Regions from separate parts of the Homo sapiens genome. Here region 1 is linked to region 2. The links are chromatin loops, found by intact Hi-C in ENCODE. Cell type or tissue: HepG2. All regions are shown on one strand. Each heading gives the region's core, and the rest is flanking DNA. Links, peaks and the distances in the headings are about the cores only.

Region 1 (5,387 bases), core at 218-5,217, 240 kb before region 2:
GTCATAAAATATAACAATATAATATAAATATAATCATGTAACAATATAAGGGCAGAATGAGCTGGGCACCATGGCTCACACCTGTAATCCCAACACTTAGGAGGCCAAGGTGGGCAAACTGCTTGAGCCCAGGAGTTTGAGACCAGCCTGGGCAACATGGTGAAACCTCATCTCTACAAACAATTAAAAAGTAAAAAAAATTAGCCGAGCATGTTGGCACATGACTGGGGTCCCAGCTACTTGGGAGGCTGAGGCAGGAGGATCACTTGAACCCAGGAGTCTGAGACTGCAGTGAGCCATGATCACACCACTGCACTCCAGCTCGGGCTACAGAGCAAGACCCTGTTTCTAAAAACAGTAAAAATTAATATAAATAAATAAAGTATATGATTTGATACATTTGGTCTTAGGTACACCCACAAAACCATCACCACAATCAAAAACATGAACATATCTATCACCTCTAGAAGTTTTCTCATCCCTTAGCCACCCCCTCCTCTGACTTCTTTCCTGCCACCATTCCCAGGCAACCCCTGATCTGTTCTTTGTCACTATTGGTTAGCTTGCATTTTTAAGAGTTTTATGTAATGGAATCACATGGTATGTACTCTTTTCACCTGGCTTATTTCACTCAACATAATGACTTTGAGATTCATCCAGGTTGTTGCATATATCAATAGTTCATTCCTTTATATCATTAAGTAGTTGAATAGTAGCCCACTGTATGGATATATTAGGTTGGTGCAAAAGTCATCGCGGTTTTTGCCATTACTTTCAATGGCAAAAACCGCGATGACTTTTGCACCAACCTAATACTACAGTTTGTATATCCATTCAGCTTTAATGGGCATTTAGGTTGTTTCCAGTTTTGAGCTATTACAAATAAAGCTGTTATGAATATTCCTGCACAAGTCTTTGTATGGACATCTGCTTTCTTTTCTAGTGAGTAAATACCTAGTAGTGGAGTAGCTGAATCATACACTACCATATGATAAGTGCATGTTTACCTTTTTAAGAAACTGCCAAGCTGTTTTCCAAATTAGCTCTATCATTTTGTATTTCCACTAGCAGTGTGAGAGTTCCAGTTCCTCTGTATCTTTGCCAACATTCGGTATGGTCAGGTTTTTAAATTTTGGCTATTCTAATGTGGTTTTAGTTTGCATTTCTCTAGTGCTAGTATCTTTTCGTGTGCTTATTCATTGTTCTTTTTTTTTCTAGCACAAAATCTTTATTTCTTTCTTAATCTTCTTCCTTTCTTTCATCCTTTTTTCTTTCTTTCTTTCTTTCTTTCTTTCTTTCTTTCTTTCTTTCTTTCTTCTTTCTGACAGGGTATCAAATTACCCAGCTGATTTTTTATTTTTTTGTAGAGATGGGGTCGCATTATGTTGCCCAGGCTGGTCTCGAACTCCCGGGCTCAAGTGGTCCTCCCACCTCAGCCTCCAAAAGTACTGGGATTACAGGTGCAAGACACCACTCCTGGCCAAACTGTACACTTTAAATACATGCAGTTTATTCTATGTCCCTTATACCTCAATAAAGCTGTTTATATATTTTTTAAAATCCTCATCTACATAAAAAGGACACATTTTAAAGTTTAAAATTGAGGGGTCAGGAAATAACAATATAAGCATGATTTTTAGAAATATGAAGCTAAGCACCAGAACTGCCAAAAAAAAAAAAAAAGAAAATGTTTAGGAGTAGTCACCTTTGGTAGCCAGAACTGGGGCAAGACAGTTAGGGAGTGGGTGGGGAGCAGAGACAAGAGACTAATGTTTTTCATTATGGACCTTTTGGATGTGTTTGATTTTTAAACAATGTGCAGGTACTACTTGCTTTCCATAAATAAAAGAAAAGAACATTTTAAATAAGAAATATCTAATTAGATAGGTAATTGAAAATCACTGTGGGTGGTATTTTGGTTAATGGATAGTGAAGAAAGGCATCAAGAAACAAGGGGGCCCAGTTCAGAGAGTTCTGCAATAATTTTGGTGGGAAGTATGAACCTAGAAGGGATCTGAATGTAATCTCTCCTTGTGTGACATGTGATGCATGTGACACCCACTCACTCTCTCTCAGTCCGAATCCCAGCTCTCTCCCTGCAAGCCCCTACCTCCTCCCCTCAGCAGCCATCAAGCTTCCCATTCTGAGGCACAGCATCTGCAAGAATCTCGAGGTGGCCTGTGGTGTGGGCACGTGGGCACTTGGCCAAGGAGCATTGTAAGATTGGGGGACAAGGCCCCAGTGGAGGGCTGGGGGCTCCTGGGGTGCTGTTAGCTAGTTCCATCACTGCCAGAACACTAGCCTAGGTTTCTTCTTTACACAACCATATATTACAGGCTTACTACCTTATCTGCTTCAGGGAGGGCCAATGCCTGGACTCTCATTTCTGACCCCAGTGACAGAAGCCGGTGCCTTCTGGTCATTTTCACAGAATTGTTGCCCAGTTACCCATAGTCTGTTCATCAAATTCTTCCCTTCCTTTGAATGCCTGCATTCCTTTCTTGCCTGTTGACATTGGCTATAGCAATGGAATTTTCCAGTTTCGTAGAAACAATAGCAGTTTTAAGGATATGGCTGCTCCGTAATCTGGTTCTTTCTGTTACAGCCTGAGTCCCGGAGCTCTTGATGAAACAAATATTTTATAACATGTAGTGTTTGTCGCTGAGTAGACACCACTGGTCAAAGCACCCATTACCAGGCACCAGTTAGCTAGAAAAGCCCTGCACACCTGATTGATTTGTCCTGTTCTAATTTATGTTGCTCAGTTTGTAGTAAATAAGTGTAAGCAACTCATGGCAGTAGAAGTGGACACATGGGGCTCGAGGTAAATAATAGGGCAAGATGACTCTTCAAGGCAGTGAAACATTATTAAGTGAAAAAGCAGGTTACAAATCGCTAAGTACAGGATGACCCAATTTTTCTAAATATGTATGTATAAATGTGTGCATGTGTGGTGGATACACAAAATTAAGAACATTAAGCAGTGATTCTCTTAGATTGAGGGATTTGTGAAAGATTTGTACTTTCTTAATGTTTGCATGCCTGGTTTTTCCAAATTTTTTCAAACATGTGTTACTTTGCAATAATAAGAAAAACAAGTTATTTAAAAACATAAATGAAAACAGCAAGATCCTGGGCAAACACCATGTGTTTTGTCTGAATTCCACATACCCCTTCATGAAGAGCCAAGACTGGTCTGACTAGTGGGGGACCCAAATTGCTGGGGGCAGGAGAGTGGGAGCTTCTCACAGGTGGCAGTAGGGGACACCCAAACTGAGGAGTCAGCAGAAACCACTCCAAAGTCGTCAGATGGGTGGTCCAGAAAGTTGCCACAACAGAAAAGACAGAGGCAAGTATTAAAGCTGCACTCAGAGTTAGAAATCCAAGGACACTCATTCATGCGTCCACTGATGATCGCCTACTCTGAGCCAGCACTGTGCTGAGAAACAGGGAGATGGCAACAAGGCAGCCGGGGAGGGGCCCTAGTGGGACCTGAGGTGCAAGGTTGGTTGGCAGGGATTGGGACATTGGTCAGTCACCATGGCTTCATGATCCCTGTCTTGGTTCATCAGGGCTGCTACAATAGAATACCATAAACCAGGCCAGGTGTGGTGGCCCATGCCTGTAATCTCAGCATTTTCGGAGGCCAAGGTGGGGGCATCACTTGAGCCCAGGAGTTGGAGACCAGCCTGGGCAACATGGTGAAATCCTCATCTCTACAAAAAACATAAAAAATAGCCAGGGGTGGTGGCAGCTCCTGTGGTCCCAGCTACTTGGGAGGCTGAGGCTGGAGGACTGTTTGAGCACAGGACAGGGAGGTTGCTGTGAGGTGAGATTGTACCACTGTACTGCAGTCTGGGTAACAAAGCAAGATCCCATCTCAAAAAAAGTTTTTAAAGCCCAGGCGTGGTGACTCACACCTGTAATCCCAGCACTTTGGGAGGCCAAGGCAGGCAGATCACCTGAGGTCAGGAGTTCGAGACCAGCCTGGCCAGCATGGCAAAACCCTCTCTCTAATAAAAATACAAAAAATTAGCCAGGCGTGGTGGCGAGTGCCTGTAATCCTAAATACTCAGGAGGCTGAGGCAGGAGAATGGCTTGAACTTGGGAGGCAGACTTGCAGTGAGCCGAGATCATGCCATTGCACTCTAGCCTGGGCAACAGAGCAAGATTCCGTGTCAAAAAAAAAAAAATTAATAAAAAAGAAAGAAAAACAAAAAAGAATATCATAAACTGGGTGGCTTACAGACAGCAAAAATGTATTGCTCATAGTTCTAGTGGCTGAGAAGTCCAAGATCAAGGTGTTGGCAGATTCTGTGTCTGATGACAACCTGCTTCCTGGTTCATAGATGATGCCTTCTGCTGTGTCCTCATATGATGGAAGAGGAGAGGGAGCTCTTCTTTATAAGGGCATTAATATCCCCCAGAATCTCCACCTCCAAATACCATCACATTGGGGATTAGGCTACCACATATGAATTTGGTGGCGGGCACAAATATCCTATAGCAATCCCCAAAAACAGTAATCACACTGGGCTTGAACTAGGGGAAAACGAACCACATGGCTGCAGTGTGGAGTCTGCTTCCCACTTCAACCCTACAGTCAATTTCTGCATTAATTCACATTTCCAGGTTTTATTTAAAAAAACAGTAGGCTAGGATGGCTGTTATGATTTATTTTTAACAATTTCTCAATATAATGTACACATATGCAAAGCACTTTGACATGCACTATCTTCACATAAAGCAGATATTATTATCCCCTTTTCATAAGAGAGTAAATTGAGGCTCAGAGAAAATAATTGCTGGTACAGTATTCACACAGTGATTCGGCCAGGGATGGGAATATGGTTTTCTGGCCTTTAGACCAACACTCTTTCCACTATATTATCTCACAGTTATCTGTTCATTCATCCATTGATTCATCCAACATCAGTCCTACTTAGAGCCTGTCAGGGTTATTGCAGGTGTGTCCAGAAACTCAGAGGTGGGCCCCAATAATTACACTCCAGTATCCGACCTAAATCAATAATTCTCCATTTTGAATGCACTTACAATTGCCTGGGGATCTTTTAAAAATTACCACTGCCCAGGCCCCATCCTAAACCGAATATAATTATGATCTCTGCTGTTTTGAAAGCTCCCCGGCTGATTCTAATGCATAGCTAAAGTTTAGAAGCATGGTTCTTGAGACTAAGCACAAAGTGTGACAATTTCAGCGACTCTCTGAACCAACTTATTCTAGTGGAACTGTTCTGAATGATAGTCTTGAACTCTTGAGCTCAGAAGTTCCTCTTGTCATCAGATGCTTGCTGAGGGGTGGAGATTGAGTGTCACAGACATTGACTTTGTATTATAATAGGATGGTCCAGAATGGTGAGAGTTCT
Region 2 (5,387 bases), core at 103-5,102:
CCTGCCTCAGCTTCCCAAAGTGCTGAGATTACAGGTGTGAGCCACCATGCTTAGCCTTGTCATATAATTTTATATCATGTTTCTTGTTTTTACTTTTAATTTTTACTTATCTTTTAGTTTTTTACCCTGTGGCTTTTATTCTTTTATTTATTCTTTTATTCTTTTTTCCCTTTGTCCTTTTTTTTGTGTGTGTGGTTCTTCTCATGTTAAGAAGGTGAATTGTTGTTGTTTTTCTAGTATTTACCTTTAAGATTAAAGCTTTATGTATGGCCTTAGCTTTCCTTAGGCAGAATATATTAGTTCTTTTCTATAAACAAGAATAAAACTAGCATGCTTCCTTTTCCCTTTCCTCTACCATGCTCTCCTGGTTAATGAAATTATCTTTTTGCATTTATCTTCACCAGGTTAAATATGCACATACTTCTATTGCCTAACCAGTTTTTTTAATTATCACATGTTACAGAGAAGGCAATTAGCAAAACTTACTTTGTTTCCAATATTTTTTACCCCTCTTCTTCACTTAAAATAATTGTATTAACTATATATTGTCAGAACAGATTTTTATATTTTGACTTGTGACTCACATCTCCATTGTTCCTTTCGTTTTTATAGTCCTGCTCTCGAGTTCACAATAAACAGCTTCAAATAATATTATACCATTAAACATGTAGTTTAAGAAGCTCAGCACAGTGTAATCCCATTTCCTCCCTCCCATTCTTTATGCTATTTTTGTCATATATTTTACCTGTTGTAAAGAGACTTTTAAAAGGAACAAAACGTCTTTTCTATTTATCCCCATTTTTACCAGTTCTAGCAATCTTCATTTTTTGTGGAGATCTAAGTTTCCATTTGATATATTCCTTCTGTCTGCAAAAGTTCCTTTACAAGTTTTTATAGTGAAGACCTGCGGGTAATGAATTCTCTCAGGTTTCTTTGCCTGAAAAAGTATTTATTTTGCCTTTGTTTTAAAAAGATATTTTTGCTGGCTATAAAATTATGAACTGACAGGTTTTTGGTTTCCTGCCCCTGCCCTCCCCAGCACTTTAAAGATGTTTTTCTAGCTCTGGTTTGCAGAGATTAAAAATCTGCTATAATTCTAATCTTTTCTCCTGTTTGCATGATTACCCTCCTCTTTGGTTGTTTTCAAGGTTTTATCTTTATCTTTGGGTTTCAGTGGTTTGACCATGATGAGCTTAAGTTTTGTTTTGTTTTTATTTATTCTTGTTGGGGTTTGCTAAGATTCATGGAATTATGGTTTGTTGCTTTGAATTAATTTTGGAAAGTTCTTAGACATTGTATATTCAAATAGTTCTCTTTTCACTCTTTTTTTCTTTTTTTTCTTTTTCTTTTTCTTTTTCTTTTGAAGCCGGATTCTCACTCTGTTGCCCAGGCTGGAGTGTAGTGGCACGATCTCAGTGCACTGCAACCTCTGCCTGCCTGGTTCAAGCAATTCTTCTGCCTCAGCCTCCTGAGTAGCTGGGATTACAGGTACCCACCACCACACTCAGCTAATTTTTGTAGTTTTAGCAGAGACAGAGTTTAACCATGTTGGTCAGGCTGAACTCGAACTCCTGACTTCAGGTGATTCACCTGCCTCGGCCTCCCAAAGTGCTGGGATTACAGGCATGAGCCACTGCGCCTGGCCCTGGCTCTCTTTTTCTTCTGGGATCCCAGTGTTAGATCATTGATATGGATATTGTCCACAGCTTTTGGATGCTCTTCTCAATTGTTATTTTATTGTTTCCATTTTTGCCTCTTTGTGTTTCAATTTGGATAGTTTCCATTGATTGACCTATCTTTAAGTTCACTGTTTCTTTCCTCTGTTACATACAGTCTGCTTAAAAGCCATCAAAGAAATTCTGTATCTTTTTTTTTATTTTTGGCATTTCTATTTGATTCTCTTTTATAATTCTACCTCTGCTGAAATTCTCCATTTGTTCACATACGTTGTCCACCTTTTCCACTAGACCCCTTTCCACCAACTAATCATAATTATTTTAAAGCCCCTGATAGTTCCAGCATCCGTGCTGTCTCTGGGTCTGGTTCTGTGAGTTGTTTTATCTCTTTACAATAGGTTGTTTATTTTCTGGCTTTTTTGTGTGTCTCGTAAATGTGTGTATGAGCGTGTCTTTGTAGTTTTAAAAACTGTGTTCCAAACACTGTGTGTGAATAACAGTAAAGATTGAGGTAACTTGTGTTTATGCCAGGAAGTAGGTATCCCTCTGCATCTGCCAGGCTGTTAGTGTGGGGGGTCGAGTCAATTAAAATCAGTAGCTGTGCTGGGTTTTAGTTTTGTAGTTGTAATAACTTACTTCAGGGCAACACATACTTCAAATTCCTCCAGTGGTGGGTTGCTGCTGTCTTGTATCAGTGTTTCTACTTCCTGCTCAGCTTTCAGGGGGACTTGCATGCCTCCACCACAGAGGGGAGCTCTCTATGTTTTTCTGTTATTGCTCATTACTCAGCACAAGGCTCATACTGGGGGCAGGTGGGGTTCTCCATTTTTCTCATTTACTCTTAGTCTTAGGCAGGCTCCGTGCACCTGGCCCTCATTATTCTTGCTTCTCCCTTTTGTGGCATCTATACCTTGCCTCATGCCTGTGGGGCATCTTAGACAGGGGAGAGCTGCCTGCCTCACTATGGTCCCAACTCCAGTGATATCAGACCTGTGCTTTTTATCAGTGCAGAATCCTGGGACTGAGTGGGTTTCTTGCCACTCACCAGTAGCAGACAAGGAGCAGAAGAGTTTCCAACCCCTCCTCCCATGTCAAATGGCCTTTCCTTTTACCTTCAGCCAGGGAAAGTGATTTTTGCCTGGGCCCTTGATTTCCTGTCCTTCCAGTATCTTAAGGCTTTTTCCTTGTAAAAGAGAAGGGTCTGGGAAGTGGCTGGAGTTTTGTGCCTGTCCTCCAGTGGGAGTGAATTACCCAAGTTTTAAACCTATTGCCATTAAGAAAGGTCATCTTCTTCCCCTATTCTGTTTCAAAAGTACTTGACCGAAGGTCATGGTAAAGAGTTGTGAGTGAGGGCTTCAAGACAGTAACGGAAATTATCCAAAATTAAATAGACAGAGAATAAGGTCTCTACTTTTCAGTGGTACTGGAACAATGGATATGCATTTGCACACAACAAACAAATAAACTTTAATTCATGTATGTCATTATATCTAAAAATTAACTCAAAATGGATCATATACCTAAATGTAATACTTAAAACTATAAAACCTCTAGAAGAAAACATTGGAGAAAATATTTGTAAATTTGAGTTAGGCAAAGACTTTAAAAAATATGACACCAAAAGCACAACCCATGAAAGAAAGAATTAACACACCTGACTTCATCAAAATTAAAAACCTCTGCATTTAAAAAGATACTGTGAAAAGGATGAAAAGAAAAGCCACAGGTTGGAGGAAAGTATCTGCAAAGCAAAGATTTGATAAAGGACTTGTATGCAGAATATATACAACTCTCAAAACTCAATAATAAAACTAAAAACCTAATTTAAAATGGGCAAAAATCTTGAACACACACTTTACCAAAGAAGATAGATAGATGGCAAATAAACACGTGAAAAGATGCTTGGCCGGGCGTGATGGCTCATGCCTGTAATCCTAGCACTTTGGGAGGCCGAGGCAGGTGGATCACGAGGTCAGGAGGTCCAGACCATCCTGGCTAACACAGTGAAACCCCATCTCTACTAAAAATACAAAAAATTAGCGGGGCGTGGTAATGGACGCCTGTAGTCCCAGCTGCTCCGGAGGCTGAGGCAGGAGAATGGCGTGAACCCGGGAGGCGGAGCTTGCAGTGAGCCGAGATTGCACCACTGCACTCCAGCCTCAAAAAAAAAAAAAGAAAAAAAAGAAAAGGAAAGGAAAGATGCTCAACATCATCAGTAGTTAGGTAAATGCAAATTAAAATCACTATTTTATAAATGCAAAGTAAAGTCATTGCAGTGAAATTAAAATCATTGCAGTGAAATACCATTACACATCTATTAGAAAAGAGAAAATTAAAAAGACTGACCCTACCAAGTTTTAGTAAAAATGTGGAAGAAAGTAGAACTCTTATACACAGCTTATGGGAATATGAAATAGTATAACCACTTTGGGAAACAGCTTGACAATTTCTTCAGATGTTAAGCATATCTCTTATGTGACTTTGCCATTGCACTCCCAAGTATTTACCAAGAGAAATGAAAACATATGTCTGTAACAAAGACTTGTACACAAATGTGCATAACAGTTTTATCTGTAATAAATGCCCATTAACAAGTGAGCGGATACACACATTAAAGAATATCTACATAATAGAACACTGCTCAGCAATAAAAACGAATGAACATGGCCAACCACAAAGTAATTATGCTGAATGTAAGAAGCTAAACAATATCGAGTACATATTTCATAATTACATATATCTGAAATTCTAGAAAATACCAGCTAATCTATAGTGATAGAAAACAGATCAGTGTTTGCTCAGGGATGGAGCCTGGGGAGGGAAGGAAGGAGAAATCACAATAGGGAATAGGAAAGCCTCAGGAGAATGATAGATATGTTCATTATCTTGGTTGTGCTGATGGCTCCATGGGTTTATACATATGTCAAAACTTATCAAATTGTATACTTTAAATCTGTGCAGTTTATTGTATGTCAATCATATCTCAATAAACTTTGAAAAAACAAAACTAAGTTAAATTAAAAAGCAATATATAGAGAAACCAACATGCCTTTGCTAGAAATGAATCTGAATTTATTAATCATCTCAATAAATGTAAATGGACTAAACTTTCTAGTTTAAATAGAAATTGTTGGACTGTTTGAAACAAGGAAACAACAGTCTGTTATATTTTGTTGACAAGAGACATATAAAAAACTTAAGGACTCCAAAAAACATACTAAAAAGCCCAAGAACTCCAAAGGGTAAAAGGATGGAAAAATATATACCAATGAAACGCTAACAAAAAGAAATCTTATCTAGCTATAGCACTACAAGAAAAGATAGACATAGCCTAAGTGCACGTAAAAGAGGAATTGAGAAATCTGAATTCACAGCGAGTTCCTTTAGCACTTCAGCATATCTCATCATTGTTAAATCATTAAACTCCTGTAAGGATATTGGGGAATGAACAGCACCAGTAACAAACTTGATTTAAACAGATGCATGAAGAATTTCGTATTCACCAATTAGAAAATACACATTTTTTCTCAAATTCCCTTATAACAAATTATAGCATTCTCCATTTGTCTGTCTGTCTGTCTATCTATCTGTCCCATCCATCCATCCATTCATATATCCATTTATCTATACGGAAAATTTACAAAAATTATCTATGAATGAGGCAAACAAGTCTCAACCACTTTCTTAAGATCAGTATCATACCAACCATAT

What was found. Peaks named below come from ENCODE experiments on the same cell type or tissue, not always from the same donor. Only the 100,000 strongest peaks of a DNase experiment are listed, where the experiment ranks them.
Region 1: it touches region 2 in a loop (2.3-fold over the local background); 2 of 110 quality-filtered maps call a loop at or near these places.

The regions. Positions count from the first base shown.
Region 1 is chr2:30,431,628-30,437,014 of GRCh38, forward strand. No RefSeq gene overlaps it. Among named protein-coding and RNA genes, the nearest start is that of LCLAT1, 13 kb to the right of the region's middle. RefSeq lists an enhancer at 5,286-5,365. In HepG2, for the core only: no CTCF peak of the experiment used is centred there; a DNase peak (open chromatin) is centred at 2,474; H3K4me3 peaks cover 354 bases.
Region 2 is chr2:30,668,289-30,673,675 of GRCh38, forward strand. No RefSeq gene overlaps it. Among named protein-coding and RNA genes, the nearest start is that of CAPN13, 140 kb to the right of the region's middle. In HepG2, for the core only: a CTCF peak has its summit at 2,423; a DNase peak (open chromatin) is centred at 2,393.